Regions from separate parts of the Mus musculus genome. Here all the other regions are linked to region 2. Evidence: chromatin loops called from intact Hi-C (ENCODE). Cell type or tissue: left cerebral cortex. All regions are shown on one strand. Region 1 holds the start of Ebp (phenylalkylamine Ca2+ antagonist (emopamil) binding protein). Region 2 has its middle 2.6 kb from the start of Ftsj1. Region 3 holds the start of Porcn (porcupine O-acyltransferase). Region 4 holds the start of Rbm3 (RNA binding motif (RNP1, RRM) protein 3). Region 5 holds the start of Tbc1d25 (TBC1 domain family, member 25). Region 6 overlaps Tbc1d25 (TBC1 domain family, member 25).

The links. A loop is a pair of places that touch in the nucleus more often than their neighbours do. Peaks named below come from ENCODE experiments on the same cell type or tissue, not always from the same donor. Only the 100,000 strongest peaks of a DNase experiment are listed, where the experiment ranks them.
Region 1: a loop joins it to region 2, with 2.4 times the contacts of the local background. A loop is called at or near these places in 14 of 42 quality-filtered maps.
Region 3: it touches region 2 in a loop (3-fold over the local background); 13 of 42 quality-filtered maps call a loop at or near these places.
Region 4: a loop joins it to region 2, with 4 times the contacts of the local background. A loop is called at or near these places in 8 of 42 quality-filtered maps.
Region 5: a loop joins it to region 2, with 2.8 times the contacts of the local background. A loop is called at or near these places in 3 of 42 quality-filtered maps.
Region 6: a loop joins it to region 2, with 4 times the contacts of the local background. A loop is called at or near these places in 5 of 42 quality-filtered maps.

What each region holds. Positions count from the first base shown.
Region 1 is chrX:8,190,984-8,195,983 of GRCm38, reverse strand. It overlaps Ebp (phenylalkylamine Ca2+ antagonist (emopamil) binding protein), which reads left to right and starts at 2,472. Exons shown (of 5, transcript NM_007898.3): 1 at 2,472-3,183. Porcn (porcupine O-acyltransferase) reads left to right here. Exons shown (of 15, transcript NM_023638.4): 15 at 1,707-2,138. The coding sequence ends at 1,808. In left cerebral cortex, a CTCF peak has its summit at 1,990; DNase peaks (open chromatin) are centred at 2,027, 2,401, 3,024, 3,632 and 1 more place; H3K4me3 peaks cover 1,997 bases; H3K27ac peaks cover 1,132 bases.
Region 2 is chrX:8,252,536-8,257,535 of GRCm38, reverse strand. No RefSeq gene overlaps it. Among named protein-coding and RNA genes, the nearest start is that of Ftsj1, 2.6 kb to the right of the region's middle. In left cerebral cortex, CTCF peaks have their summits at 1,525 (motif pointing right) and 2,612 (motif pointing right); DNase peaks (open chromatin) are centred at 2,629 and 4,852; H3K4me3 peaks cover 745 bases; H3K27ac peaks cover 474 bases.
Region 3 is chrX:8,202,757-8,207,756 of GRCm38, reverse strand. Porcn (porcupine O-acyltransferase) reads left to right here and starts at 1,232. Exons shown (of 15, transcript NM_023638.4): 1 at 1,232-1,382; 2 at 2,024-2,192; 3 at 3,369-3,561; 4 at 3,922-3,965; 5 at 4,207-4,388; 6 at 4,468-4,598; 7 at 4,714-4,731. The coding sequence starts at 2,057. Gm33135 (a long non-coding RNA gene) reads right to left here and starts at 2,050. Exons shown (of 3, transcript XR_878043.1): 1 at 1,967-2,050. In left cerebral cortex, no CTCF peak of the experiment used is centred here; DNase peaks (open chromatin) are centred at 1,203, 1,630, 2,040 and 2,435; H3K4me3 peaks cover 1,953 bases; H3K27ac peaks cover 1,686 bases.
Region 4 is chrX:8,143,203-8,148,202 of GRCm38, reverse strand. Rbm3 (RNA binding motif (RNP1, RRM) protein 3) reads left to right here and starts at 2,323. Exons shown (of 7, transcript NM_001166410.2): 1 at 2,323-2,565; 2 at 3,131-3,248; 3 at 3,524-3,630; 4 at 4,256-4,355; 5 at 4,452-4,545; 6 at 4,874-4,952. The coding sequence starts at 3,146. The coding sequence ends at 4,931. Rbm3os (RNA binding motif protein 3, opposite strand) reads right to left here and starts at 2,776. Exons shown (of 3, transcript NR_033561.1): 1 at 2,472-2,776; 2 at 1,585-1,711; 3 at 239-647. In left cerebral cortex, no CTCF peak of the experiment used is centred here; DNase peaks (open chromatin) are centred at 2,439 and 2,870; H3K4me3 peaks cover 2,230 bases; H3K27ac peaks cover 1,143 bases.
Region 5 is chrX:8,173,263-8,178,262 of GRCm38, reverse strand. It overlaps Tbc1d25 (TBC1 domain family, member 25), which reads left to right and starts at 2,339. Exons shown (of 6, transcript NM_172478.4): 1 at 2,339-2,552; 2 at 3,953-4,062. The coding sequence starts at 2,430. In left cerebral cortex, a CTCF peak has its summit at 2,483; DNase peaks (open chromatin) are centred at 2,255 and 2,669; H3K4me3 peaks cover 1,536 bases; H3K27ac peaks cover 638 bases.
Region 6 is chrX:8,161,714-8,166,713 of GRCm38, reverse strand. The region is part of intron 3 of Tbc1d25 (TBC1 domain family, member 25); the gene reads left to right. Among named protein-coding and RNA genes, the nearest start is that of Tbc1d25, 12 kb to the left of the region's middle. In left cerebral cortex, no CTCF peak of the experiment used is centred here; DNase peaks (open chromatin) are centred at 2,121 and 3,446.

The sequences.
Region 1 (5,000 bases), 62 kb after region 2:
AGAGCACAGACTGCTCTTCCAAAGGTCCTGAGTTCAAATCCCAGCAACCACATGGTGGCTCACAACCATCTGTAATGAGATCTGATGCCCTCTTCTGGTGTGTCTGAAGTCAGCTACAGTGTACTTACATATAATAAATAAATAAATCTTAAAAAAAAAGTTTTTCCTTCAGATTGAGTGTAGAGAATCTGAATTTGCAGCTAGGCACTCAGGAGGCAGAGGCAGGCCCTGTCTCTGAGCTCAAGGCCAGCCTGGTTCATGGAGTTCTATAGGCTGGCCTGAGTTCCAGGACAGCCAGGGTTACACAGAGAAACCCTGTCTCCTAAAAAAAGTAAGTAGGTAAAGCTCTGGGTGTTTTTTTTTGTTTTGTTTTGTTTTGTTTTGTTGTTATTATCATTTCAGTCCAGGCTGACTTGAAACTTGTTTGTCAAATCTCAGTCTCCCTAGTGTGAAGATTACTTGTGTCTCTGGGCAGTGGTGGCACACGCCTTTAATCCCAGGACACAGGAGGCAGAGGCAGGCGGATCTCTGAGTTCAAGGCCAGCCTGGTCTACAGATGAAGTTACTGGACAGCCAAGGCCACACCGAGAAACGCTGTCTTGAGAAAAAGAAAGATTACGAGAGTCAGCCGTCAAGCCCACTTTGGTTTCTTTTTAGAGAAAACGTTGCTCTTTGTTTCAGCCTCCCAAATCGACATTATAGGCGCACACCACCATGTCAGGCTTTACCACTTCTTAAAACATTTTAGTTCTGGCTGTGGTAGTACATGATTTTACTCCCAGCACTCAGGAGGCAGAGGCAGGTGGATTTCTGTGAGTTTGAGGCCAGCCTGGTCTACATAGTAAGCTTCAGGCCAACCAGGGCTACACACACACACACACACACACACACACACACACACACACACACACAAACCCTGCCTTGAAAAAAAAGACTTTAAGGCTGGGAGTATAGCTCAGTGGTAGAGCCTTTGTCTGCCTGCCATGCTTGGAATGTGATCTTTAGCACCCCTAAAACAAACCAAAAAAGTAAGTATTGTAGAGACTCACTGCAAAATGTGCACACATTCAATTTTATTCTATTAACCCACTTCCTCAAAGCATATCAAAAACATACACTCTATATTTTAATTTCTTTCCCCTTGAGACAGGGTTTCTCTGTGTAGCCCTGGCTGTCCTAGAACTCACTCTGTAGACCAAGCTGGCCTCGAACTCAGAAATCGGCCTGCCTCCCAAGTGCTAAGTGCTGGGACTAAAGGTGTGCATCACCACGTCTGGCTTCCCCCAATTTTTTAAGTACACAGTCTTCCTTTTTTTTTTTTTTCATTGCAAGAATTTGTCAGGGTTTACTTTGTCCTGTATTGGTAGACACTCAGATTTCTAGTGGTCTCATATACAAACGACCTCAGGGATCAGCATGACCCACCACATCCAACATATTTTTAAAATAACTCTTTTTGGTGTGCTGGAAATCAAAACCTGGGGCCTCCCCATGTAGACCCTCCCATCAAGCTGTATACTCAGCCCCTTAAAATGATCTTTAAAGAAGAAGAAACCAAACTGTATCTGGTCACCCTTGATAAGCACCTAGACCCTTCTTTTACTCAGGAATATGAAATACCAAAGATCCCTGGGCAAGAGATGGGTTTTCCGGAGACTCACTGTCCTTGTTGAATTTCAAAATCATGACTTGTTTCTCTCCCACAGGGCTACGGCATGGCATACACTGTCCACAAGTGGTCAGAGCTCAGCTGGGCCAGTCACTGGGTCACTTTTGGATGCTGGATCTTCTACCGTCTCATAGGCTGAGGCATATGACCATCATAATCCCCTTCAATACCCCTCCTTAGGGTGCCAACTCTGATGGGGGATGAGAAAAGACCCTTTCTCTACTCCTTTTCCCTTATCCATTCTTGACCCCCAACACCCCTCCACACAACATAGGAACACACACAACTTTCTATGCCTGTCAATCCTCACCCCGCCACCAGGCAGGAAGGGGGTGGTCCTTATTGGGCCAAGGAACGATGGATACTTGGGAAAGCAGACAGGAGCAGATCCAGGGCCTCTGCGCCTGCCGTCTCCCTTTTTTATATGCAGTTTGTTATTGTCGAATAAAAGTAGAACTTACACAACAGGCTCGGTTTTTTGGTTTTTTGTTTTTTTTTTTTTTTTTCACTGATCAGAGGGGAAAAAGGGAAAGCAAAGAAATTCCACCACACATAAAGGTTTGGAAACTGAAAATCGTGGAGAGGGAAAATAAAATTGTGATCTATTCGCGATGAATTCAACATGGTCTGTGATTGGCTAATGAGTCTATGATGGCGGGGTCCTGGTCCTGCTTGCGTAGAGCAGGGACAGATTTTGTGGGGGAGGCTTAGTAATACTTCATGGAAAACTGGGGGATCCCTGTACTGATTGGTTCGTCAGATTCGAACGGGGCGGGGTAGGGCAAGACAGAAGAAGGGTTGATGCCTACTGGTCCGTAGGTAATAATTAAAATGACAGTTTGAGATGATCAATATTCTGACTAAATGCTGACGAGGTCTGTTTGCCAACTTGTTTACCGTCATGCCTTCTGTTTGGCTTTTAAGAACTGGCACTGTTGAGAGTCTACACCAACTGCTCAGCAGGAGTGAGGGTTTGAAGGTGACCGATGCTGTTAGGACTGGAGAGTTCTGAGCTCTGGTGGGCGCTAGGTTTGTTTGTACTGAATGTAATCCACCTGTCGTATTCTCTGCATTTGGGCTAAGAATGGGTCCGGGAACTGATTGGTTGCCTAGAAAACTTAGAAGACCACGCAACTCCGGTCACTAGCAAATGTTGAGGGTTTCAAATTTCAGCCTCATCTTGTGCGATTGATAAGAGGGCAGGGAAATTGAAGCTCAGAATAGCATAGATTTGCTATCGGGAGAAAGCGCCCACAGACCTTGGAGGTCTCCACCCTACTCCTGACTTGGTCTCAGCCAACAGGGAAGATGACACCATAGGCGAGGACAGGGCCTGCGACATTCGGAGGACTCCTATTGGCAGAAGCCACCTTCTCCACTTCACTATTGGTCCGCTCCATCGGGCGGGGAAGCGCTAGAGCTGAGCGGAACTGGGGCTATTAGGGAGCCTGCAGGTCTTCCTGGAAAGTCGCAAGCCTGTGTTAGGAAGTCGCCCTGCGATCGCGCCGCCTGGGGTGAGTGCCAGCCAGCTTGTCCGAGCCCCTCCACGTGCCCAGACCCTCCACGACAGCGGTTTGCCTGCGAGTCCTGCCCTACCCTGCGCTTGCGCGGGACCCGGGCCCTAAATCGGTTGTCCAGACGACGGAAGACTCGCCCTCTCGTTGGGCAGCTACAGTGGAGGGTTCTGGTTGTGATTGGTGGTCTCTGGGCTTTGTTTTCCTTTCTCTTGGTTAGCGCCGCCCGTGAGACCCCTGCTTTTGCTACTTCTAGCTTGTTGCAGGGTGGCACACTAATTGCCTGGACTCTTGCTTTTGAAACGTGGTGCTTGGGGCCGCAGCTCTGATTCCTCATCTCTGCAGCCCCCTGCGGGTGGGAGTAGCGTCCAGTTAAATCTCAGCCACTGGACCCTGCAGTGCACCCCGACTACATTCCTGTGTCTTTCCAACAAACTGAGCCCCAAAGTGCTAGGACCTGGCTTGTTGACAGTGACTCGCCCACCAGACTGTGATCATACTCTGTGACTAGCAACCAGAAGTACAACTCGATGATGCTGGCAGTACAATCTGATGATTCCTCTTTAGAGCCTCAGGAGCCTCTGCCTAGGTGTACCAGCGGCCTTGAAACCCGCTGTGTCAGAAAAAAACGATAGGGGGTATCACAATGAAGCAAAGTTAGAGAGTTTCTGCTGCACTTGACAAAGGAAAGGAATGCACCTAGGCACCCAGCAGAAGCTCTTTATCTGACTTGGAGGTCTTGGAAGCTACTTAATGTCTAAGTTTGTTTGAATGTAGTATCTTGCTATTTAGTTCTGGCTACCCTGAACTTTCTGCCTCCCAAGTGCTGGGATTAAAGACCTGCGCCACCATGCCCAGCTTCCCCGAACTTTCTAGGTAGACCAGGCTAGCTATGGCAATGCTTCAGCTTCGCCCCGCAGAATGTTGGGATTTCAGGTATGTGCTACCATGCAGTGTTATATAACTGAGTGGAAATATTAAGGAAAGTGTGAGCCGGGAGGTGGTGGCGCACGCCTTTAATCCCAGCACTTGGGAGGCAGAGGCAGGTGGATTTCTGAGTTCGAGGCCAGCCTGGTCTACAAAGTGAGCTCCAGGACAGTCAGAGCTATAAAGAGAAACCCTGTCTTGAAAAAACCAAAAACAAAAGAAAAGAAAAAAAAAAAGGAAAGTGTGTGGTTGGGGACTTTTTTTTTTTTTAATGCACTGTGCTTAAGCAGTAGATTTCAGTACTTACTTGCCGGTGAAGATGGTAGAGAAAACTTGTTGATCAAAGAAATCTTTATGCATGTTTGGCAAGGACTTTGGATTTGAGTCCATTACCCAGTTTTGACAGGTTTGTGCTGTTTGTTTCGCAGAAGGGTTTATAGTTCTTTTACAGGTGACCTTGTCAAATACGTCAACATCTCTGCCATTCCTACCGAGAGAGTGAGGAGGACCTTTTTCCTTCTCATGGCTACTCGATTTTCTACCTAGCTCTCCTGTCACAAGCCAGGCCCGCTTCTTGTTGCTATACTTGCCAGGGGCCTCAGCCAAGCCTTTATTCTTTATAAGGTTTCAGATCTGAGCTATGGTCCCTTTTTAAGATTTATTTTATTTTATATGTGTATTTGAGTATTATGACTATTATGAGTATTATTTTATATGAGTATTATGACTGCATGTATGTATGTGCCCACAGAAGCCAGAAGGTGTTGGATCCCCTGGAACTGGAGTTAGAAATGGTTGTGAGCCACCATGTGGGTGCTTGGAATTGAACTCAGGTCCTTTGCAAGAGAAAGTGCTCTAAATCACGGATACATCCCCAGTTATATTCTTTT
Region 2 (5,000 bases):
AACAGGACATAGGAAGCATCCAGCAGGATGAGCACGGGCCCCCGTGCCCCCCACTCCCTCCCCTTTTGTGGAGCAGTGGCCTGTTTGAACCCTTCCTTTCTCACACTTGTTTACTGCAGCCAGGTTCCTCTCACCCCACAAGGCTCTCTTGAGCTCCACTGACCAAAATGTTGCTTCACCTTTCTTGTTTAATGTAACATTTTGTTTCTTCTGTAGTGATGGAGCCTCAATTTAGAGCCTCCATCCTTGGACCTCACACACACACACACACACACACACACACACACACACACACCAGGCAAGTGCTCCTCTATAACTGAGCTGCATCCCAAGCTGTCCCTCCTTCTTTGGCTTTCAGGTCCCTTAAGTGGTTTTTGCCACATAACAGAGCCTCGTCACAGCCCCACCCAGAGATATTAAAAAAAAAAAAAAAGCCGGGCGTGGTGGCACATGCCTTTAATCCTAGCACTCCGGAGGCAGAGGCAGGCGGATTTCTGAGTTCAGTTCGAGGCCAGCCTGGTCTACAAAGTGAGTTCCAGGACAGCCAGAGCTATACAGAGAAACCCTGTCTCAAAAAACAAAAACAAAAACAAAAACAAAAAAAAGACAGATTTCTTTTAAAAAAAAAAGATTTATTTATTTACTTATTTTATGTATATGAGTACACCATTGCTCTCTTCAGACACACCAGAAGAGGGCATCAGATCCCATTACAGATAGTTGTGAGCCACCATGTGGTTGCTGGGAATTGAACTCAGGACCTCTGGTGCTCTTCACCGCTGAGCCATCTCTCCAGCCCCCTATCCAGAGATTAAAATAACAAAAACAAACAAACAAACAAACAAACAAACAAACAAAAACCCTGTTCTTCAGGGATGTTTCTGTCTCTTCCTAGGACCTCTCTAGAATACAGAGTAGCAGCGTAGAGTCCACAACACTTCTCAATGGATAAATGCAATAGCCACACAAGAGAGATGACCTAAGATGGATCTCCAAAACCCAAGTAAAAGTCAAATGAAGTGGCATGCATCTGTAATCCTGGCACTCATGTAGTCCAATGGGAGGCAGAGACAGGAGTCCAGAAGTTAGCATTGCCTTCTTCCTGGGCTACATAAAGCAGCAGCAAAAACAGTGAGAGAAGAGAATCTAGCTCAACAAAGGGAAAGGCAGGAACCAATTTCCTAAAGTCATCCTCTGACCTCCAGACAAGCACTCGCACACACACACAATTTTTTCTGAGACAGTATCTTTCTATGTAACCTTGCCTGGCCTGAGTGCACTCTGTAGACCAGGCTGGCCTCAAACTCACTGAAATCCTCTTGCCTCTGCCTGCCAGGTATGCACCACCAGCCTCTGCTTAAAAAAAAAATTAATAATAAAGCATAAAGTGAGGCTGGGGGTGCAGCTCAAAACTCTTTACCTTGTTTGCATAGGTCCCTGGGTGCTTGGGCAATAAAAGAAAATACAGAACATACTGAGAAGAAAATGAGGAAACAGCCACAAAAGGCTAGTTGCTATGAACTGAGAACAGACCCTGTTCTAGGCAGTAGGGGGCAGCAGAAAGCATCACAATCGCCTCCCCCCCCACCCCGCCCACCCCCCCCACCCCCCCCACCCCCCAACCCCCCCACCCGCACCCTCCCTGCACCACCACCATTCAAAGACATGGAGAGTCCGTCTTTTAGTTCTCTGAATGCTTGCCGAAGTTCTTCCCATTCAGCCTTTTGCGTTTACTGCTCCCTTTTCTTGCAATGCATTTCCTCCAAATATCCTCAGAGTGTGCGCTCCTGCTCTGAAGACTGAGGCAGAAAAAATGGACTGAGCCCACAAGGTAGAGGCCAGCCTGGGCAACCTCTCAAGATCTCATCTCAAAAGGAAGAAAGGGTAATGCAATCCTTTCTTTATTGTCTGTTCTTTTCATCTTACTTTCTCGCCACCCAACAAAACATCATCTATTTGCTGGCCATGGTATGTCACACTTGTAATCCCAATGCTATGGAGACTAAGGCAGGAGGACCAAGTCTTAAGGACAGAGTGGGCTATATAGGAAGACCCTACCTTAAAGATAAAACATTCTCTTTTTTTTTTTTAAGATTTATTTATTATATGTAAGTACACTGTAGCTGTCTTCAGACACTCCAGAAGAGGGAGTCAGATCTCGTTACGGATGGTTGTGAGCCACCATGTGGTTGCTGGGATTTGAACTCTGGACCTTCGGAAGAGCAGTCGGGTGCTCTTACACACTGAGCCATCTCACCAGCCCCCTAAAACATTCTCTTATCTAGTTACTAGTATACCTGTATTTAATAGTTTTCTTACTAAATGTATAGAGACATATTACCATATACACTGTATGTTATATGTATAGGGTGATGCCTAGGTTTTATACATGATACACAATATATAAAATATTTACTATTTTTCTTCAGTTCCAGGAGATCCAATGCCCTCTTCTGGCCTCAAAAGGCACCAGGAATGCCTTTGATTCCCATACAGATATGAAGGCAAAAACACGCACACACACAAAACAAAATAAAATCTAAAAATAACTTTTTTAAAGAATTACTTATTTATTTTATGTATGTGAGTACACTGTTGCTATCTTCAGACACACCAGAAGAGGGCATCAGATCCCTTTACAGATGGTTGTGAGCCACCCATATGTGGTTGCTGGGAATTAAGAGCATTTTAACTATTGAGCCATCTCTCCAGCTCCTAAAAATAACATTTTAAGAATTCAGCAGTACACTGGAAACAACATATATAGGTTTTCACAAGTAAGCTTGTTCAATTTTGAGAATTTTGTAAACTGACTGTTAAATAACTATTGTTAATATTGAAACGCTAGGGCTGAAGAGTTGGCTCTGTGGTCAAAAGTCCTTGTTGCCCTTGAAGAAAACCCAGTTTCAGTTCCCAGCACTGACATGATAGCTTACCATCATCCTGACTCCAATTCCAGGGTCTGACACCTCCTGAACTCCTTAAGCTGCAGACGTGCATGTTTTCTGCATATACATGTAGAAAAAGAACACTCATACATATAAAATTAAATTGATCTTTAAAATGAAATGCTGATTAATCTCAGCATTAAGAAGGCAGAGGCAAACAGATCTCTGCGAATTTGAAGCTAGCCTGGACTACATAATGAGTTCTAGGACACCCAGAGCTACATAGTAACTCTCTGAGAACCTGTCTCAAAGAAATAAAATAAGAAATTCAGAACACTAGGGTGGGAAAAGCTGAAACCTCAGCACTTGGCAGGTGGGGAGTGGTTTGTGGGTTGGAGATCAGCTTGACCTATGTTGAAACCATGGGGAGAGGAAGAGAAAGAAAAATAATACTGTGAACTTAACGATTAAGTGGATAGGATTTTTATGCATAATAGATACTCAAAATGTATCACTTCCCAGTTATCTGACTATATCGCATTCATTTCCTATGTTCTTGAAGCCATTTCTCTTTTTGTATGGTCGAATTAATACATAATGATGTCCTGCTGCACCTGTGTTTAGACTACACATGGGTGACTTAAAATCTGACCAGATGATAGATAATATGTAAACCATGGAAACTAACAAATGCTACAAACAGGCCCAATCCCCTACCCTGCCAGAAGCCAGTTAACCATTTACCAGCGCATTGCTGAGAGCACTAGAATAGTGCCTAATACACAGTAAATACTTTCAATTATTGTGTTTCATGCACTAGGTCATGACATGAGCACACACACAAGAACACATACATAGGGGCTGGAGAGATGGCTCAGTGGTTGTTGGGATTTGAATTCAGCACTTCAGAAAATGAATTTTTAAAGAACATATACATATTCATACATGCATATATGCTTTAAACTTTTATTCGCCGGGCAGTGGTGGTGCACGCCTTTAATCCCAGCACTTGGGAGGCAAAGACAGGCAGATCTCTGAGTTCGAAGCCAGCCTGATCTACAGAGTGAGTTCCAGGACAGCCAGGGCTATACAGAGAAACCCTGTCTCGAAAAAACAAAAAACAAAAAACAAAAAGAAAGAAAGAAAGGAAGGAAGGAAGGAAGGAAGGAAGGAAGGAAGGAAGGAAGAAAGGAAGAAAGGAAGAAAGGAAGAAAGGAAGAAAGGAAGAAAGAAAGAAAGAAAGAAAGAAAGAAAGAAAGAAAGAAAGAAAGAGAGAGAAGGAAGGAAAAAGGAAAAACAAAAAATACAAAACTTTTATTCATTCATACATGTATTTATTCATTCGTTCGTTCGTCCGTTTATTTATTTATTTATTTATTTATTTATTTATTTATTTGGGGGAGGGGGCGCGTGACAAGTGCGCATGTTGGGGATCAAAGGACAACTTGCAGGAATCAGTCTTCTTCCATCCATGACCTTGTGTATGGGGAATCGAACTTGGGTGGTCAGATTTGGCGGCAAGAGCCTCTACTCAGTGCGTCTCGCAAATCCGTAGACATGCTTTTCAGTGGTGCGGGTGGAGGCGGTGAGGGCAGTGGTGGTGGTTAAAATGTATTAAAAAGTATTTGGAAAATATACAATTAGAAAAGGATGTGCATCCGATTAACACCGTGAATTCTAGATAGGTGATTATCCCTTCTTTTCAGATGAGGAAACTAAAGTTCTAAGGTGGCAAAATTGAAAGCACTTCAGTCAACCGGTAGAAGTAGGATTCAAAATTGCAAATCGTATGCGGTAGCTTCCCGGTAGTAAAATTCAAAATTGCTCGCCGTAGCCTCCAGGTTAGCTTGCTTTCGCAACAGACTTTTCACTTCGCGTGGTCACGCTCCACCCCCTTTGCGTAATTTCCTTTCCCTCCAGACTTAAAGAAAAATGGGCGTGGTCGTGCCCGCTGAATTTTGGGAAATGTAGTACATAGGTTAAATAACCGTCCCGATGTAAAAGGGAAAAGGCGGCCAAGTAAGTTATCTTGTCTGAGTGAGCGGGCGATGGGGGAGGGGTGGAAGTTTCCCACGTCAAGGTCTCTCCGTGTAGCCAGACTAGCCGAGAACT
Region 3 (5,000 bases), 50 kb after region 2:
TACATACCCATGGTGTTAAATATTTTTTTTCATTTGTAAACGTGACTATTAATTTACTCCATTTGAATACATGTTAAAAAGCTCAGCGACTGAGCATTTACCTAGAAAGCACAAGGAGGCCATGGGTTGCATCTTCAGACAGCAGGGACAGAAACAGGCAGTTTCTCTTAACCAAGAATTGCTAATCCCGCCCTTTTGTTTAACAGAAAGGGACACCGCCCAGAGTGAATGGGCACAACTTCCTTAACTCCATACAGCCAAGCATTAATCTTATTAGAACCTGTTTTCCTTAGCTCCTGGGGTCAGAATGAGGTCAAGATTGACCTGGGTGTGTTTCTCCGTTCACATTCACATTTGGAGCTAAGCCCCCTTAATGCCCTATAAGTGCGCCTTAGGGGAAATGGGCTCTTCTTGGGAGTTGAAGGTTTCATCAGCCTAAGAATAGAATTGAATGCCCAAGACTGTATCTCAGGTTCAGTAGAGAATAGTGCTGCACAAACCCTTTTGTTGATACACAGAAACCAATACAGACAGATCTTTATCAGATCCTGGGATTTTTGTTTGTTTGTTTGGTTGGTTTTTTTTGGTTTTTTTCTTTTTTATTTCTTTTTTTGCGCGTGTTCTTAGCCTCCTTCTAGTTTCTTTACAGGGCCCATTCTATTGAGGAATTAAGCAAACAAATTCAGTTAATGATAAACCAAATGCCGACTACTAACCCTTAGGGGGTCGATAAGGCACTTAGTGAGTGTTCCTAGGTGACACAGTCATTACGGACAAAAGCTTCGATCTGTTCCCTGGGGCTAAAGAACACTTGGAAATTCCTTCAGATTCCTTAAGAGATAGAAAAGGAGAAACAATGGCTTTTTTTTCCAGCTGTGACAAGGGTCACGCCAGTATGAATGCAAGAGGGACTATTGGGGCGAGCATTTGGCAGAAAAGGGGCTAGCCCCCTCCCTCCCTATCTTTTCCATTCTGATTCTCAAGGTTTATAAAATAATCATTAGGAAGTGTTTTCTTGGAAGTTGGGAAATTCTTGCGCCCCGAACGTTCCTGAGCTGGAATGGCAAGTGGCCTGAAAAAGGTACCGGTGAACCTTCTGTGCGCCGACGTGCTCCAGCGCCCCGCGCCCCTCAATCCTGCTCCTCCTCCTCGCGATGCTCGGGCTCACTCCTCCTGGTCCCCGCCCCGCTCCCGCTTTCGGATTGGAGGAACTCAGCTGCTAGCCCGCCCCGGGATTTAAAGGGCCCGCTCGGCCGCGCCGCCCTGGGAGCCACTGCTGGTCCCGGCCTTGCGGCCTGCGGGGGAGGCTGCCAGGAGGAGGTGGCGACAGTGGCAGCGGTGCGCGTCCCCGGCCCCCAGGACCACGGCTTCCTTTCTGCCAGGTAGGTCTCCAGTAGTGTGCGCGCGGTTCCCACGTTCCCATCCTTAAGCTGGCCTGCGGGGCGCGGATCTATACCCCTTGTCCTGGGACCTAGTCCGCATCACCTATAGGACTCCCTCCCTGCTATGTTCCCTGCCGGCACTTCCACTTTCCTGCAGTCCCTCGACCAGGGCAAGGCTTTGTTGCCGGCTTTTTGCTGAGTAGGGTGAGATGAAGCTCGCGGAAGATACATCCATACAAGGAGAGATGCACACGGCCCCTAAGTGTCACAGACTCCCCCTTTCTGCACTCCACATTGAGTGACTACCTTGGAAACGAAGGAGCCCACTTCTTCCGCCCCATTTGATATATAGGTCTAGAATGCATATCATTTTTATCATCATTGAACAAGACTGTTAACAACATTCTAGATACACAAGGTCCTTCATTCCCTGCGGGTCACAGGGCATCCAGAACACCCGCTGATATCACAGTTGGTGGCTCAGCCCGATGTACCTGATATTCATATCCTCCCCCAAAGCCTTCCAATAGCACCCTGGGGGGTTGGCAGCCCCAAGCTGAAGTCCTGAGTGCTCAAATCCCAACCTTGATTGTGGACAGCACCACGGACATCTCACTCCCTCTGTGTCCTCCCTTTGGCAGCTCCATCTGTCCATCCATCTGTGTGGGTCCACAATGGCCACCTTCAGCCGCCAGGAATTTTTCCAGCAGCTACTGCAGGGCTGTCTCCTGCCTACTGTCCAACAGGGCCTTGACCAGATCTGGCTGCTTCTTACCATCTGCTTCGCCTGCCGCCTCCTTTGGAGGCTGGGTAAGTGCCTACCAAACTGTGTTCCACCACAACAGATTTTATCTTATCTGTGACATTCATGGATATCAAACTACACCTTACCCCACCACATCTTACCATGCAACGTCCTGCAATGCCAAAGCAGGTCCCTACAGGTCCAGCCCCATCATATCCCATTAAGCTAAGCCCCAATTCCACCACAACACATCCTTTACATACAGCCACCTCAAGCCACACCATGGCAAGCCACATCCTGTTAAACCAAGACATGACCTTCAGCATTCCTGCACTCTGAGACGGTGGGATCCGGAACTGTCTGTGTTCCAAGGTGTTCCAATCAGATCCTGGAATGCTGCTGTTACAAGTATCCTATCCCAAAGCGTCCTAGTTACTAGGTATGAAGAGTCTGCCAAGTTGACATTTTCACATGCTGGACTTCCAAAAATGTGACATTATGAATGTCTATAATCAGGACATTGTGAAATTTCTGGATTCTTTGATTCTATAATGTTCCTGCAGTTATAGCAAAGTCAATATCCAAATGGGAAAGTTCTGAAATCCCCAGGATTCCTCTAGGATACAGGCATTTGTGAAAATCAAACGTTCTCTAATCAACTCTTTCCTCTTCATCTTAAGTGGGTGCTTTCTTTCCCCCCCCCCCAGCTTTATTATTTTGGGACATGTCAAAGCTACTGAAAAGCTGAAACAATATTAATATACATTTACATATAAAAGCCAGTCACCCTGGTTTCACAGCTAGCCACAATAGACTGCTCTGTCTTCCTGCCTGTCTATCCCGTCCTCCTCTTTCTGAATCATTTCAATAACCTGATGGCATCAGGACCCCTCACCTCAAGTCCTTCCGCATATGGTCCTTGAGAACAATCCCACCCCATACAGAACCCTAGCCGCATCCATCATCCCCACCCCTGTGACATTTTAATATGGATGCAGTCCTGTCCAACATCAATTGATAAATTTTCCTTTCAGGGTCCCTGAAATGTCCTTGGTAGATGTTGCTTTTTAAACCCAGGCCTTGCCACACGTGCCAGCTCTCCAGTACCAGCTTTGGGTCCCCTTAGACCCCAGCATGTTCTAGGCTTTTGCCCAAGTCCTTCTTCTCTTGCCAGCCTACCAACCTCCCGCTTCTTGTTTTCCCACCCTGCCTCTGTCTCTCCCTCTCCCTCTCCCCCTAAGGGTTACCGTCTTACCTGAAGCATGCAAGCACCGTGGCAGGTGGCTTCTTCAGCCTCTACCACTTCTTCCAGCTGCACATGGTTTGGGTCGTGCTGCTGAGCCTCCTGTGCTACCTCGTGCTGTTCCTCTGCCGACACTCCTCCCACCGAGGCGTCTTCCTCTCCGTCACCATCCTCATCTACCTGCTCATGGGGTATGGGTGTGCATCCTCACCCTCCCCTTGTTGGCAGAAGGCAGGCGGGGGGGGGTCCCCAAGGCCTTGATGAAGTGGTCCAAGATAGGATGGCATGAGATTCTAAGAAAGTGAAGGAGTCAGGGACCAGAGAGGATGACGAGTGTTCCAGAAGGAGACCTGAAACACGTGTCCTTCCGTGAGGCTGTACAGGATAGGTTGAACATGGGCTTTCCCTGGAGGAGGGGGTCCTGGGGATTTTTTTTTTCTTAATGTGTTATATGGGTTAGGAAGGCAGAACCCCTTCAATACCTCCGTGCCCCCGGTAGTGTCCAAAGCCCTAGGAGGCATAGGCCCAAGACCATCACCTTTTTTCCTCAGTGAGATGCACATGGTGGACACCGTGACATGGCACAAGATGCGAGGTGGGTAGCTCTCTGCCCTCCCACCTGCCCTCCTCACCTCCTGAGAGCCCTCCTGGACCTTCCCCTTCATAAACCAACCACCATACAGTGCAGGCTTCCCTTTCCCCTGACATCTTTGTCTCTGTCTCTTTCTACCTATCACTGTGTCTCCCTTCTCCTCTCATCTCACACTTGGTGCGCCCTATCTTTCATGGTGACATGCTTTCTTATCCATACACTTGACCATGGGCCCCACACATAGGGGCCCAGATGATCGTGGCCATGAAGGCGGTGTCTCTGGGCTTCGACCTGGACCGGGGCGAGGTGGGTGCAGTGCCCTCACCTGTGGAGTTCATGGGCTACCTCTACTTTGTGGGCACCATCGTCTTTGGGCCCTGGATATCCTTCCACAGCTACCTACAGGCTGTCCAAGGCCGCCCACTGGTGAGCTTCTGGGTGGCCAGGTGGGCAGGGACTGTGGGAGCCGCCATGGGGCAGTGCTCATGGATCCTTGATCCCACAGAGCCGCCGATGGCTGAAGAAGGTGGCCCGGAGCCTGGCGCTGGCCCTGCTGTGCCTTGTACTGTCCACTTGTGTGGGCCCCTACCTCTTCCCCTACTTCATCCCCCTCGACGGTGACCGACTCCTTCGCAAGTGAGCACAGCCTTCAAGGCCCCCCGTGTAGCAGTGAGGGGGTTGGGTAGAAGGCTGGGTCTTCCCAATTCTGAGCCTGTCTCTTAATGCTTCTGTCTGTCTTCTGTTACTACAGCAAGAAACGCAAAGCCAGGTAAATGAGGGCAGGTGCTGAGGGCAAGTGGGCTGACCAGGGCTGGGCCTTGGGCCAATTGCTTCCAGACATCTGAATCTGGCTGACCATCTACCCCATTACCGCACAGAGACCAAGTGTGTCTGTCTGTGGATGTCTGTTTGACCAAGATTTGGCTCTGTGACTCCATGTGTGACTGACACTCCAACACTATTGTGTCTGGATGTCCTTCTGTTGTACCACTAGAAACAAGTTCTATGACTGAAATGGGAAGCGGCAAGTGTGTATTA
Region 4 (5,000 bases), 110 kb after region 2:
AAATAAATAGATAAAGTTAGTCACAGTGATGCACATCTGTAGTGCTAGGTAGGAGGATTGAGAGTGTGAAGCTATCCTGGGCTATGCGGTGAGGTCCAGGCCAACCTAGAATACATACAGACCCTGTCTACATAGAGACCCTGTCTCCCTCCCTTCCCTACACTTGCTCTGTGTGTGTGTGTGTGTGTGTGTGTGTGTGTGTGTGTGTGTGTGATGTAAATAAAGATATTTCATGCTCTTTGCTGGGAAGATGTATTAGGTATCTATTGATATCAAATTAGCACAAAGCTTAATGAGTATATCAGGCATGCTGCTGCATGCATTAAGTTCGAGCCTGTGTGAGGCTCAAGGGGCAAGGGAACTAAGCACCAATTCACAAATTGAGTTACACAGTCTCAAGACAAAACAAACATCTGTGGTTTTAGACGGTCGGGGTTCTGGGATTGGCCTAGCTAGGTGACTCTGATTCATAGCATTCATATACCATCCATCCAGGTGTCAGCCTACACAGTAGTGTAGGTGTGGATCCACTTCTAGGAAGGCCTGTTCCTGTACCTCTTGGCAGTATATCACAGTTCCGTGTCACTTTAGTCCCCTCTTTAGGACTGCTCTTGATAAACCAGCAAACATGTCACAGAAAGCTCAGCCTGCATGAGAGAACAGAAAACCAAAGTGCCTTTCAGCGACCCAGTCACGACACACTCTGACTTGTGCTTCAATTATTTTGCACATTATAATTGCTCCCCTAAGTCCAGTCCATACTCAAGGGGCAAGAGAACTAGGCTCCAATTCTTTTGTCTGGCGTTTTTCTTGGGAGTTTGGCAGATGGGTGTAACTAATTAGGTAGCCCAGGCTGGCCTTAAATGCAAGAACCTACTGCTCCAGGCTCCCCAAGTGCTAGGATTTCTGGTCTAAGTTATCATACCCAACTAAAGTGCCAGATCTTAATGGGAACAGTATCAGTGTGCACATACCTTAAACCCTCACGTAATATGACGTTATTCTCAACTCTACATTAAATGCAATTTCAAAAATCATCCAATTTTTGTTTGCTTATTTGAATACGGGGTCTCACCATAGGCTAGCTAAAGTTAGCCTGGAACTTGTTAAAGCTCCAATTCACAACCCTGCCTCAGTTTTCTGATAGATGGTGATGAGGCATCTGGTTCAATGGCACAGTAAAAGCAGACACAGCTCTCTCTCTTTGTTGGGATATAAGCCAAGGGACTTGCACATACTAGGAAGGCACTCTGCCACTGAGCTGAACCCTATAGAAGGACTGAGGACCTTAAACTAAAAGCAAAAGTATACAGCTAACGTAATAAGCTGCAGAAGAGTATCTTTGGGACCTGGGCAGGGAGGATTTCTTTAAAAGTACAGACACGCTGGTTGTGGTGATGATCCCAGCACTGAAGAGGCTGAGGCAAAAGTTTTATGAGTTCCAGGGTGACCTGAGCATACAGTGAGGGACAGACCACAGGGTGAGAAATATTAGAACAACAAAAAGTATTCAACTAAAGATAACTACTTACAAATTTAATAAAAATCCATGAAAATCACTGAGAAATGTGGGAATAAGCTTACCAGGAATTACAGATGAATGGCATCCAAAGGGTAGCAAATCGATTTGTGGTGGGGTTGGTGGAGGAGTGGGAGGCAGGCCTTTACAATGTTGAACAAATTTATTCTAGGAGTCAACAATGTAGAGTTCCTGGAGGCAAACAAGTTATTAGGCACTGAAGGCTGGGAAAGATCACATCGTCAGGCAGTGGACTTAGACACTACTTGCTATGGATTTCATTATGTACTGCAAAAGTTCATCCTTTCGATCAAGACCCAGTATCCCGAATAGAGAGTAAAATTCGTTTAGTGGATTGAGATTTGCATCCTTTGAAGCTAGGCTACCTGGCTTGCTGAACGCATTATCAGGCGTAAAGAGACTGTCAGATAAGGATGCAAACTTAAGTCAGAGGATGACACCAAGGGAAGGAGTCCGCTAACACACAGCTATATGTTAGGAGGAGGGGCTAAGCATTCGGAAATGTAAGGTTTGACAGGAAGAACTCTGAAGGCCTCGGGGCCTTAAGGGATATGCAGTTAAAGGTCTAAAAAGAAAAGATTGGTTTCTGAGGACGGCAGTTCGCTGGCACCGACCTACTGTCAGTTAGGACTTCCTATGGAAAGGGAGAGATGACGTCAAAAACACTGAAAATGACGTCAGGGAGGAAAAGGCTCTATGGATCCAACCGTTTGAGATGGAAAGGGGGCCAGTCTCTCGGGCAGAAAGGAGATGCTTATAGGAGAACGCACTGAACTCATAAAGCTCCTCTCGATTCCCGGAAGCGGCGAGGCAAATTGCTGCCTCCGCCTTCCTCGTCCTCTTCCCAACCCCCCCCCCCCGCTGGCCTCAACCAATGAGCACGCACGCCAGGGCGCGCTGGGGGACGTTGTGTGACGTCTCGGCTACGCACGCTTTATCAGGCGTCTTCCCGCGCCGCAGTCTCTCTGTTCTCCCGGTTCCTTCGAGCTCGTCGTCTCTGCCGTCCTCTGACTTTTAATTTCCAGGTAAGCGCCTTCGCCTTGCTCAGCGCTCGTTCCCCACCTCACTTCCTTGCCCTCTATGGGCGAGGGACGAGGGCAGGAAGAGTTGTGGCCGCTGATATGTGGGCTTGAGCTTTGAGGAGGGTTAGTCCCAGGCTCGAAGGCAAAAATGTATTCATTGTGAGGCGGGCGTGCTGCATCGGAACGGGAGAAATGCCGGAAGGCACGGGCTCGGGCGGCGGCGGGGACCACGCGCCAACCTGTACCGGCTGTCCCTTCCCACGTGACCGCCGCCATCTTGTTCTGCGGGGAAAGAGGAAATGCAATGCTGCTGTAGGCCTGCGCGACCGTACAAAATGACGGGCGTGGCAGCCTGGGATGTTGTGGGCATGCGCGATAGGAGTCATCAAATGGCGGATGGGCTCACCCAGCCTTGCTGGTTCCCGCCTTTTCTGCTCCCGAGCCTCTTGCCATTTGAATTGTCTCTTTTAACCCATTTTCTGTCTTCGCTGTAATTCTCTGTATCCGGATATTGTACACCTCACTACCTGCCACATTGACTCCCCAATAATTCGTGCACTCCCTTTAGGACTTGCCTTCTGCCATGTCGTCTGAAGAAGGGAAACTCTTCGTAGGAGGGCTCAACTTCAACACCGATGAACAGGCACTTGAAGACCACTTCAGCAGCTTTGGGCCTATCTCTGAGGGTGAGCCATGGACCAGCCCCGGGGTTGAGGGTTGGTGGAGAAGAGCTAGTCTAGAACTAAAACCTGAAATTCTCTTTAACTTCCATGTCTGTACGGTAACGGTTAGGCTGAAATAAATTCAGTTGGATACAGGATTTTTTTTTTTTTAAACAGGAGCGGGGGGGTTGGCGGGGTCCTAATTCTCCCAAGTGCTATTTGATCTGTGGCTGTGCCTGGCTATTACTTTCTACTTAGATGTTAGGGTTCTAACATTTGTCTTTCTGCCCCTCCCCCAGTGGTTGTTGTCAAGGACCGGGAGACTCAAAGATCCCGGGGTTTTGGCTTCATCACCTTCACAAACCCAGAGCATGCCTCAGATGCGATGAGAGCTATGAATGGAGAGGTGAGGCCTCCTGCCTGCACAGGGGCCGTCTCCCTGTCTGCCACTTTCTTCGTTCTTTCTGTTTTCCCTCTATGTCTGCCAGGGGCAGCGTGGCCACTCACAGGAGCATGACTGCCTTCTGTTCTAGGGGGTGGAGGGCAGCGGCAGACAGAGCCGGGCTGCCTGGGAGGCGACGACTGGTCCTGCATGAGGCGGAGAAGCCACCTGTGGATGGTTGACCTGCTCTGGGCTTAGGTAGTAGAGTCTGCAGAGCTGTGGGCCTGGCAGAGGACCGGAGAGGACCTCGTGAGTCTGCTGGGATGGACTCTGAAGCCTCAGACCGAGAGAGGTGTCTAGCCCTAATAGTCGGGCAGCTTAGAGGAGTGGGGAGGATACGTCAGCCTGAGTTCAGTCAAGATGTAAGTAGTAGCAGGGGAGACCGGTGGATTCAGGTCTTTTTGTGGGATTCCATAGCTCCTGGTGAAGCCATTCTGGTCAGCGGAGCTTGGCTTGGACGAGGCACCCAGAATTTGGTGCCCAGCAGGAATTTCTGGGCTCTTGCCTACACCTACCTGCCTGTGCCCATTCTTCCCTCATCCCTACTGTGACTGACAATTCCTTGTGTCTGTCTCCTTCCCATACCTAGTCCCTGGATGGGCGCCAAATCCGAGTTGATCATGCAGGAAAGTCTGCCAGGGGATCCAGAGGGGGTGCCTTTGGTGGGCGTGGTCGCAGTTACTCTAGAGGTAAGTGCAGTCATGGTTTGATTATGAGATTAAGTAGCGCTATTTAATGTTAAGAGCCTATGTCTGAACAGCTACTATTTGAATATTTTTCTGTAGGTGGTGGAGACCAGGGATATGGAAGTGGAAGATATGACAGTCGTCCTGGAGGATATGGATATGGGTATGGGCGGTCTAGAGACTACAGTGGCAGGTGGGTATTGAGAGGTTGGGATAGTCAGGTACCAGTGTTTTTAAATCTAGTTTATGCTGAAAATGGGAATTTTACATAGTGCTCATATTTTATGTATCCTGTTTATTATACATTTTTTAAGAGTATTATGTGGCTTGGATATATCAAAGGTCAATTGCCCGTGCCCACCATGTACCAATCTCAAGAATACAGTCTCCATCACCTGAAAACTGACTAACATTTCTATTGTGAATCTGCTATTATGAAACATGACATGTATAGTTTTTAGTGTTTAATGTCTACAATGTAGAATACATTCTTGTAAAACAATATCGCTTTTTCCCAGAAGCCAGGGTGGCTATGACCGCTACTCAGGAGGAAATTACAGAGACAATTATGACAACTGAGATGGGGCATGCACACAAAATGTAGGTGAGACCTGAAGATTGGCATTGCGTCAACCTGTTATCATCAGA
Region 5 (5,000 bases), 79 kb after region 2:
ACACTGTAGCTGTCTTCAGACACTCCAGAAGAGGGCGTCAGATCTTGTTACAGATGGTTGTGAGCCACCATGTGGTTGCTGGGATTTGAACTCCGAACCTTCGGAAGAGCAGTCGGGTGCCACTGAGCCATCTCACCAGCCCCCCGAGATATATTTTTTAATGTATAATACCCAGGCCAAAAAAATTTTAAAAATATATGCCAGACTGAGAAAAGCCACTGGAGATAGAAATCAGAGTCACTGATAGAGTCATTGCTGGCCTGCCCAAAGCCCTGGCTCTGATCTCCAACACTAGCAACCCATGAAACCAGGCATGGTGGCACAGCCTGTAATCCTGCCACTCAGGAGCAAGAAGCTCAGGGTTTTCTCCAGCTAAATAGCAAGTTCAAGGCCAGTATGGGCTACTTGAGACCATCTCAGATAGATAGATAGATAGATAGATAGATAGATAGATAGATAGATAGATAGATAGATAGACAGACAGGGGTTATGAGATGGCTCCATGGGTATAAGGTGTTTGTTGCCTTGCCTAGTGACCTGAGTTGGATGCACAGTACTGACCTGGAGGAAGGAGAAAACTGACTTCTGAAAGTTGTCCTTTGACTGTCTGTCACATGCATGCTGTGGCACATGCACACATACAATAAAATGTAATAAAAATTTTAGGGCTGGAGAGATGGCTCAATGGTTAAGAGCACCGACTGCTCTTCCAGAAATTCTGAGTTCAACTCCCAGCAACCACATGGTGGCTCACAACCATCTGTAATGGGATCTGATGCCGTCTTCTGGTGTGTCTGAAGGAAGCTACACTATACTCACATACATTAAATAAATAAATAAGTAAATAAATATAGAAAAAGATTTGAACTCCCCCGCTGGCTGTGGTAATGTCCATTTTTAATCTTAGCAGTCTGGAGGAAGAGAGTTCCAGGCCAGCTTAGTCTACATGGAGAGTCTCAGGTCAGCCAGAACTTCATAGTGAAAACCTATCTCATTTTTTTCTCAAAGAGCTTAAGACACTGGGCTGGGGTGGCCACACACCTTTAATCCCCACACTCAGGAGACAGAGACAGTAGGATATCTGTGAGTTTGAAGCCAACTTGGTCTTCAGAGTTCCAGGACAGCCAGTGCTACATAGAGAAACCCTGTCTTGAAAAAACAAACAAATAAGCAAATAAATAAACAAAAAGCATAAGATGTGTTCAACGATCTAACTCATATTTAACAAACACATATTTTTATTGTGACTGAAGTGCTGTGGACCTCCTGTATACTAGACATATGCTCTATCAATGAGATAAACCAGATAGAGCTTATAACAGGGCTGACCTCAACAAACTGTAATGATTAAGTAAAACAAAGACAATGTAGGGTCGGGCAGTGGTGGCACACGCCTTTAGTCCCAGCACTTGGGAGGCAGAGGCAGGTGGATTTCTGAGTTCGAGGCCAGCCTGGTCTACAGAGTGAGTTCCAGGACAGCCAGGGCTATACAGAGAAACCCTGTCTCGAAAAAACAAAACAAAACAAAACAAAACAAAGACAATGTAGGTCCAGCACTTTTGAGACAGAGTCTGAAGGTTAGCCTGAACTATATGAAAATGTCACAAAAAATAACAACAACAAAAAAACCTGGAAAAAAAGTTTAGGAAAGAAGTAGGACCTTCAGAAAGCATACAATGTTTGTTTTTTGGTAAATTACTTAAGGAAGTATAAACAAGGATTTAGACGTGTGTAAAACTTTATCCTTGAATATAAGTGTAAATTAAGAGATTGGGAGGTGGGCATGGAGAAGGTGGCACACACCTGGAAGTTCTTGGAAGTCTGAGGTTAAAAAAAAAACTGAAGTTCAAATTATCTCTGGGAAATTAGTGAGATTCTGTTTAGAAAGAAAGGAAGAAAGGAAGAAAGGAAAAAAACTAAACAAAAAAATCTTTAGAGTACTATTTTCCCCCTTCAGGATATTAATTCGAAGGGAAGTATTTGAAACCGATGACATCATCTGTCACCAAAGGCACGTGGCAATTCAAAGCCGGTTCTGGAACGTTTATGTCAGCACGCTGTGGCCTCCTTGCCTCCCTCTTGTCTCTCTCAAGCTCGTCCGTTTAACGCGGCGGTTCATGAATCCGGAAGTAAACTGCCAAAACAACGGCGCCACGGACCGGGCCAGGCAGGACCTGGACAGGCACTTACACACAGGCAGTAAAAAGTAAAATTCTCCACTCTGGGAGGCGGGGTTCCAGGCAAGAGCACTCTAGGCGCATGCTCAGATGCGACCTCCAGCCCAAGCCAGGTGGGAGGGGCAGGGTCCTACAGCACCTCTGCGCCTGCGCTCTGGTGCAAGGTGGGGCCGCGGGCGCCCGCACTGTTGGGTGTACGTTAGGGTACGGGTAACTATCGGTTATCACCTGGACAGAGACGACAGCGGCGGGATGGCAACCACCTCCGCGGCCTCGGACTCGGCGTGCTCGGCAGCGCCCCCGCCCGTCGGAGGTGCCCAGGCGGCCGCGGCGGTTGAGGAGGAGGAGCGTGAGGTGGTACGGGTCCGAGTCAAGGTGAGGCTAGCCTGCTTGGGCGCCCAGTGGACGAAAAGACCGTAACTGTCCTAGGATAGAGCATCAGACCTGAAATTTGGGGCGTGACTTGGAGACTGGGGGCGAGGCTGGAGAGCGGAATTGATAGAATGAAGGCGTGGGTTTTGGGGACTTGTCGTTGGGTGTGGAACTGTAGAGGAGACAGGGCCAATGGAGTGGATGGGTGGAGCCTACGGGTAGAGAGGTGGGTTGTAGGGTTACCGGAGGGGCCTCTGGAGTCCAGAGGAAGGAAGGAGGTGCTGTCGCTGTCAGAAGGGATAGTCCTAAAGTCAGTCAACAAATAGCTATTGAGAGTTCACTTTTGTCCATGTCCCACCCCTGAGCCCACGTGCTTGTGGGAGGGGGACAAAAACAATTAAATGAGATATTTTGAACATTGGTGAATATCAGGAGAAAGTGATAGGAAAGGTTAGGATCTCTAGGGAGTTACTTTACCCAAAGCTGTATAGGAAAATCCCCTAAAGAGGACTCAAGTCACAGAGACCTGGATAATAATAATAATAACAAAATGTTAGCATATGCATTTAGGATGGGAGAAGAGTTCTAGGTAGAGGGAACACCTAGATGAGTGTGGTATGTTCCTGTAGGTTCCCATATTGTTGGAGAAGGAAGCCTGGGGGCAAAAGTAATAGACAATCAGGAGGGAGAAGGGCACATAGGACAGCTTGTGACATATAACACACTCTGAGGAAGGAACCCGTTGTGATACCTGCAAGCAGTGACCGGTGGCTCAGACTGGAGTGCCAGAGATCACTTTTGGGGTGTTAGCGCTCTAAGGCAAAGGTTTTAGTAAGCCAGATGAAGTGGGAAGGATGTTCACTCTGAGAGAGGTCAGCACACAGAAGTCTGGAAAGCATGTACTCAAAGGAACTCTCAACAGTTTGATACCAGTAGAGCCATAAATACATCTCAGAGTGGAGGGAGGGCTAGCTCCAGCACCTAGGTTTGCTGTTGAAGAAGGATCTGAGCAACAAACAGTGTTACAGGGAGATTTGCACTATGGGGGGTGGGGGGGAGTCACTGATTTGATTGTGTCAAGCTGGACATGGTGATTCTGGCAACCATATTTAAGGGACTCTGGAAGGACTGGACACCTGGACTACTGCATTAGCCTTCGTTCCTGCCAGTCTGCTTTGGCAGAGCAAACATGGACCCTGTAAATTCAAAGGACATATCATCTTTTCTCTGCGCAGAGACTTCCTGTGACTTCCCCTCGCCCAGAACAAAAACCAAGAACATCTCACCTAAAACCTGGTCCCTCCCCTGTCTTCGACTCCTGCCTTCTGCCACTCTTTACCTTACCCACCCTTTCCACACGGTGATGTGCCCCCTCATGGCCTCCCCCTGTCCTCTTTCCACAGAAATGTGAGAGCTTCTTGTCCCCTGAGTTCCGCTCTTTTGCGGTGGATCCTCAGATCACCTCGCTGGACGTGTTGCAGCACATCCTCATCCGAGCCTTTGACTTAAATGGGTGAGTGGGAAGATGAAGCAGGGCGCTCATCTTAAAAGTCACTGCCAGGTTTCTGGGGTTTGGTTTTGTTGTTTGGCTGCTTTTTTTTCCAAATAATTCCACAGTGAATAGGTGTATCTTGCTTGGAATCTGTGAGAAAAGTCCTAAGAAAAAATTAGCAGTAGTATTTCTGGGCTACTTAAAAACTTTCAAGGAATAGCTGGGTGATGGTAGTACACACCTTTAATCCCAGCATTTAGGAGGCAGAGGTAGGTGGATCTCTGTGAGTTCAAGGCCAGCCTGGTCTACAGAACAAGTTTTAGAACAGCCAAGGCTACACAGAGAAACCCTGTCTCAAAAACAAACAAACAAACAAAATCCTTCAAGGAATGTTTTCAAAATGACTCTCCAGACAGGTTTTACCTGCACAGCACAGAAAAGGTTTTGCTGGATATGGTGGTCCACACCTTTAGTCCGGGGACTCTGGAAGCAGAGGCACACACATCTCTGACAGTTCAAGGCCAGCCTGGTCTACAGAGTGAGTTCCAAGACAGCCAGGGCTACACAGAGAGACCTCTCAAACACATACACACACAAGACAAAAGAAAACATTTGTTTCACCAAGCATGGTGATATCAGTACTATGGAGGCTGGGACAAGAGGATCAAGGCCACTCTAAGCAACATAATGAAACTGCCTCAGAAGTATAAAATCACTTTCTTTCTTCCTGTCCTCCCAGACAATGGTTTCGCAAAATTTGCCAGTCTGATAGCTGAGAATTGATATCACTTGGGGGCAGGTGGGTTGGTTATCTTGTTGTGGGGGACTGAATTTAAATAGTGTGAAATTGATCCATATTTAGGATGATCCTTGGTTTACAGTGATCATCAAGTAAAATATCTGTGTATATAGTTGCACAAGTGGATCTGAATAGATTTGTAGTTGCAGTTGAACATTTG
Region 6 (5,000 bases), 91 kb after region 2:
TAATCCCAGCACTTGGGAAACAGAGGCAGGCAGATTTCTGAGTTCGAGGCCATCCTGGTCTACAGAGTGAGTTCCAGGACAGCGAGGGCTACACAGAGAAACCTTGCCTCAAAAAGCGAAACAAAACAACACAAAAGTCCTACATACTCTAGGGAACACTATGCTTAACTTTATACATCTCTCTCACACACACACCTTCTGCTTGAGTGATCAGTTTGCTGTATAACCTTACAGGTCCTTTACTCTTTACAAACAAATTTAGTCATATGTAGGGACATGAGAGTATATTCATATTTATATACAATTGGCTTATGATCTACATGTTATACTCTTTTTATAAAACGTTTTAAAGCTATTTGTATTTTATGTACATTGGTGTTCTGCCTACATGTATGTCTGTGTGAGGGTGTCGGATTCCCTGGAACTGGAATTACAAACAGTTGTGAGCTCCAACATGGTTGCTGAGAATTGAACCCAAATGCTTTGGAAGACCATGATATACTCTTAAGTGTCGAGTATATGGACTGTGTAGTATAATATTGTTAATGCCATTCTTTAAAAATAAAAGATTTACTTAAATATACACAGCCTTGTGCCTGCATGTACACCTGCAGCAGAGGGCATCAGATCTAATTATAGATGGTTGTGAGTCACCATGTGGTTGCTGGGACTTGAACTCAGGACCTCTGGAAGAGCAGCCAGTGCTCTTACCCACTGAGCCATCTCTGCAGCCCTGTTAATGGCATTCTTGAGATCATATTGCTTTCCTTATTTATTTTCTGTGTATAGGTGTTTTGCCTGCATGTGAATATGTGCACCATGTGCATGCCTGGTGCCCAGGGAGGACAGAAGAGGATTAGAGATCTTGGGGCTGGAGTTACAGATAGTTGTGGGCTGCAGTGTGTGTGCTAGGAATAGAACTAAGGTCCTCTATTATGAGCCCAGTGGCTCATAACAGCTGAGCCATCTCTCCAGCCCCTTGAGTCCATTTTCATGGCTCTGAAAGCAACAAGCATGTGACTCAGTGGAAGGTTGAGTCTCTCTGAGGAGCCCATTTCGCCTCTACACTTGGTAGATTATCAAGCCAGGACCTTGAACCAATTTGGACATTTGTGATAATTTTCTTTATATTATTATTATTATTATTATTATTATTATTGCTACTAATAGTTTCCTTGTTTGTCTGTCTCTCTCTCTATCTATCTGGGTTTTTTGAGCCAGGGTTTCTCTGTGTAGCCCTGGCTGTCTTGGAACTCACTCTGTAGACCAGTCTGGCCTCAAACTCAGACATCTGTCTGCCTCTGCTTCCTGAGGCCAGCCTGGCCTACACAGAGAAATCCTTGAAAAGCAAAAAAAAAAAAAAAAAAAAAAAGAAAGAAAAAAAAACTGTCTGGGGCTGGAGATGTAACTTAATAGTATAAGAATGCTTATACAGGGCTGGAGAGATGGCTCAGTGGTTAAGAGCACTGACTGCTCTTCTGAAGGTCCTGAGTTCAAATCCCAGCAACCACATGGTGGCTCATAACCATCTGTAATGAGATCTGACGCCCTCTTCTGGAGTCTCTGAAAACAGCTACAGTGTACTCACATATAGTAAATGAATAAGTAAAAAAAAAAAAAAAAAAAAAAAAGAATGCTTGTACAGTAGTAGTATGCATAAGTCCTCTACAATGCTCACCGAAACAGCTGGGTAGAGGACCACATGTCTGTGATCCTAGCAATCAAGAAGCAGAAAGAAGCAAAGACAGGAGGATTATTGTAAGCCCCTGCAATCGGGCTGAGACAGAAGGATTTCTGTGAGCTCAAGGCCAGCTTAGGCTACATAATCAGAAACTTTCTCCCTCTTTCTCCCCCAACACAAAGGGAAAACAATTGAGATAGTTGCGAGATTGAGGCAGAGATGACAAGTTTAAGACCTGCCTGCGCAGTGGGTTCATGGTCAGCCTAGGCAGCTTAGTGAGGCCATCTCAAAACAAAAAACAAAAAGCTCTAGGGCTGGGGCTGGATGCTGGCTCAGTAAGAGGACTCGCTGCTACTGCAGAAACCTGGCTTCAGTTCCCAGCAACCATATGCTAGCTTAAAACTGTCTTTAACTCAGGTTCCAGGGGCTCTGCTGCCTTCTTCTAGCCTCCATAGGCACCAGGCTTGCACAAAGTGTACAAGCATGCGTGCAGGTAAATCCACTCATACACATAGAGAGAAATATATTTTAGAAAGAAAGAAAAGGTATGGGCTGGAAAGCTGGCTCAGCAGTTAAGAACTCATAGTGCTTTCAGAGGATCTGAGTTCTGCTGCTTCCCAGCACCAACAATGCAGCAGCTCATGGCTGCCTGTAACTCTAGCTCCAAAGACTTTTATACCTTCTTTATACCCCTTAGGGGTGTGTGTGTGTGTGTGTGTGTGTGTGTGTGTGTGTGTGTGTGTGTGTGTACCACCTACATGCCTGGTGTCCTTGGAGGCCAGAGGAAGGCATTGGACCCCTTAGAACTGGAATTAAGGTGATTGTGAGCCACTGTGTAGGCCCTGGAAGTACAAGGACCTCGGGAAGAAGTTAGTGGTGTTTGTTTGTTTGTTTGTTGTTTGTTTGAGACAGGGTTTCTCTGTATAGCTCTGTATAGCTCTGGCTGTCCTGAAACTCACTTTGTAGACCAGGCTGGCCTCGAACTCAGAAATCCACCTGCCTCTGCCTCCCAAGTGCTGGGATTAAAGGCATGCACCACCACGCCTGGCTAGTGGTCTTAATCACTGAGCCATCTCTCTAGCCATATATATGTATGTATGTGTGTGTGTGTGTGTGTGTAACTATATATATATAACACACACTTTTTTTTAGATGGGGTCTTACTATGTAGCCCTGGCTGGCTTGAAACTTACAGAGGTTCACCGGCCTCTTCTTCCCAAGTGCTGGGATTTACATAGGGCTAACACTATTATGTTTAATGACAGTGATTTTTGTGGTCAGTTTTAATTTTTAAAAAAGCCTTTGTCATCCTCCTGATGTTCTTTTTCTTAGCTATTCTTAAACATGAATTTGTTCTTGTGAATCTTAAAATAATTTCATGCAGTTTCAGGGGGAAAACATTAGAATTCTGGGGTTTTTTTTTTTTTTGTTTTTGTTTTTTTGTTTTTGTTTTTGTTTTTTGTTTTTTTTTTTTGGTTTTTCGAGACAGGGTTTCTCTGCGTAGCCCTGGCTATCCTGGAACTCACTCTGTAGACCAGGCTGGCCTCGAACTCAGAAATCCACCTGCCTCTGCCTCCCGAGTGCTGGGATTAAAGGCGTGGGCTACCACACCCGGCCTTTCTGATTTCTATATTAGTTTAAGGTTTGGCAAGTTTGACAACTTTATGATGAAAATGTAGTATGTATCATATATATTATATAATACCACAGATAGGGTCTGGGCCAGAAGCCCATATTGAAATGCTTGGATGTGTCTGCAGGAAATGTGTGCACACTCACCCAAAGTGGGTTATGTAAAGACTATTTATAGCCTCTGTTAGCCCATGCCAGGTTTTCTCACTCGACAGGTTTGTGTTTGCAGAAATCCTGTGCCTGTTTTTAAACACACTTTCAATTTCCCTACTGTTTATCAGTATTTCATAAATGGTTTCTCTTTCCCCGTTGACTCCTTTTAGCCTTTGAAAGTATATTTGTTCTCTCACTCCCTACCTCCTTTCCTCGTACCACCCCCGTTTTTCTTTGTTTCCTCTCTTCTCCCTGCTTCCTCTCTTGGTCTCATACAATCCTTCCTTCTCTGCCCCCCAAGTACCAGCATTATAGGTTTTAGGTATGGGCTACTAGTAGAGTTGGCTGGCTGACACTGTTTGTGGTCATACTGTTGCTGGAGCTTTCTATTTATGTGTGCCAGGTTTATCTTAAAGTTTCTTTTCTTTTCAACTCCACCCCACCCCTGCTTTTGTTGTTGTTTTGTTTTGTTTTGTTTTTGTTTTTGTTTTTTTGAGACAGGGTTTCTCTGTGTAGCCCTGGCTGTCCTGGAACTCACTCTGTAGACCAGGCTGACCTCAAACTCAGACATCCGGCTGCCTCTGCCTCCAGAGTGCTGGGATTAAAGGCGTGCGCCACCATGCCCGGCTCACTCCTGCTTTTTGAGGCAGGTTCTCACAATATATCCTATATCAGCTTTGGACTTACTGTGTAGCCCATGCTGACTGTCAACTTGTGCCTATCTGGCTCACAAATATGAGCCACTTTTTAAATATATATTTATGATTTTATAAGTCAGGCAGTGGTAGCACACACCTTTAATCCCAGCACTCAGGAGGCAGAGGCAGGTGGACTTCTGTGAGTTTGAGACCAGCCTGGGCTACAGAGTGAGTTCCAGGACAGCCAGAGCTATACAGAGATCCAGTCTCAAAAAAACAAAAAAAAGCACCCCAAATCTATGTGTATTATTTCCTGTGAATGTATTTGTAGCTATCCACCACCCTCATCAGCATGTGAATGGGCTCTGAGGGAGCCTAGTTGTCTACACTGTATGCTAACTAGCCCTGGCCAATTGATGAGCCATTTCTGTTTTCTTTTTCTTTCTCCCCCACCACCTCTTGAGACAGGGTTTCTCTGTGTAGCCCTGATGTCTTGGAACTTTGTTGGACCAGGGTGGCCACAAACTCAGAGATCCCCTTGCCTCTGCGTCTGCCTCTGAAGTGCTAGGATTAAAGGCATGTGGCACCACACCTGGCCTAAAATGGTCTTAAGTTGTGTTTGGCTTTCATTCTGGAATTTATTCATATTTTATGTGTATGGTGTTTTGTCTGCACGTTTTTGTGTACCATGTGCATGCACTGTGCTCATAGAGGCCAGAAGACAGGGTCAGATGACTTGGGATTGGAGTTACAGGCAGTTGTGAGCTGTGCCTTGTGGGTACTGAGATTTGAACCTGTCTCCTCTGAAAGTCCATCTAATACTCCTAACTGAGGAGCTATCTCTCCAGCCCCTTGGTGAGCCATTTCTTTACATCAGAAAAGTGTCCATCTATTTA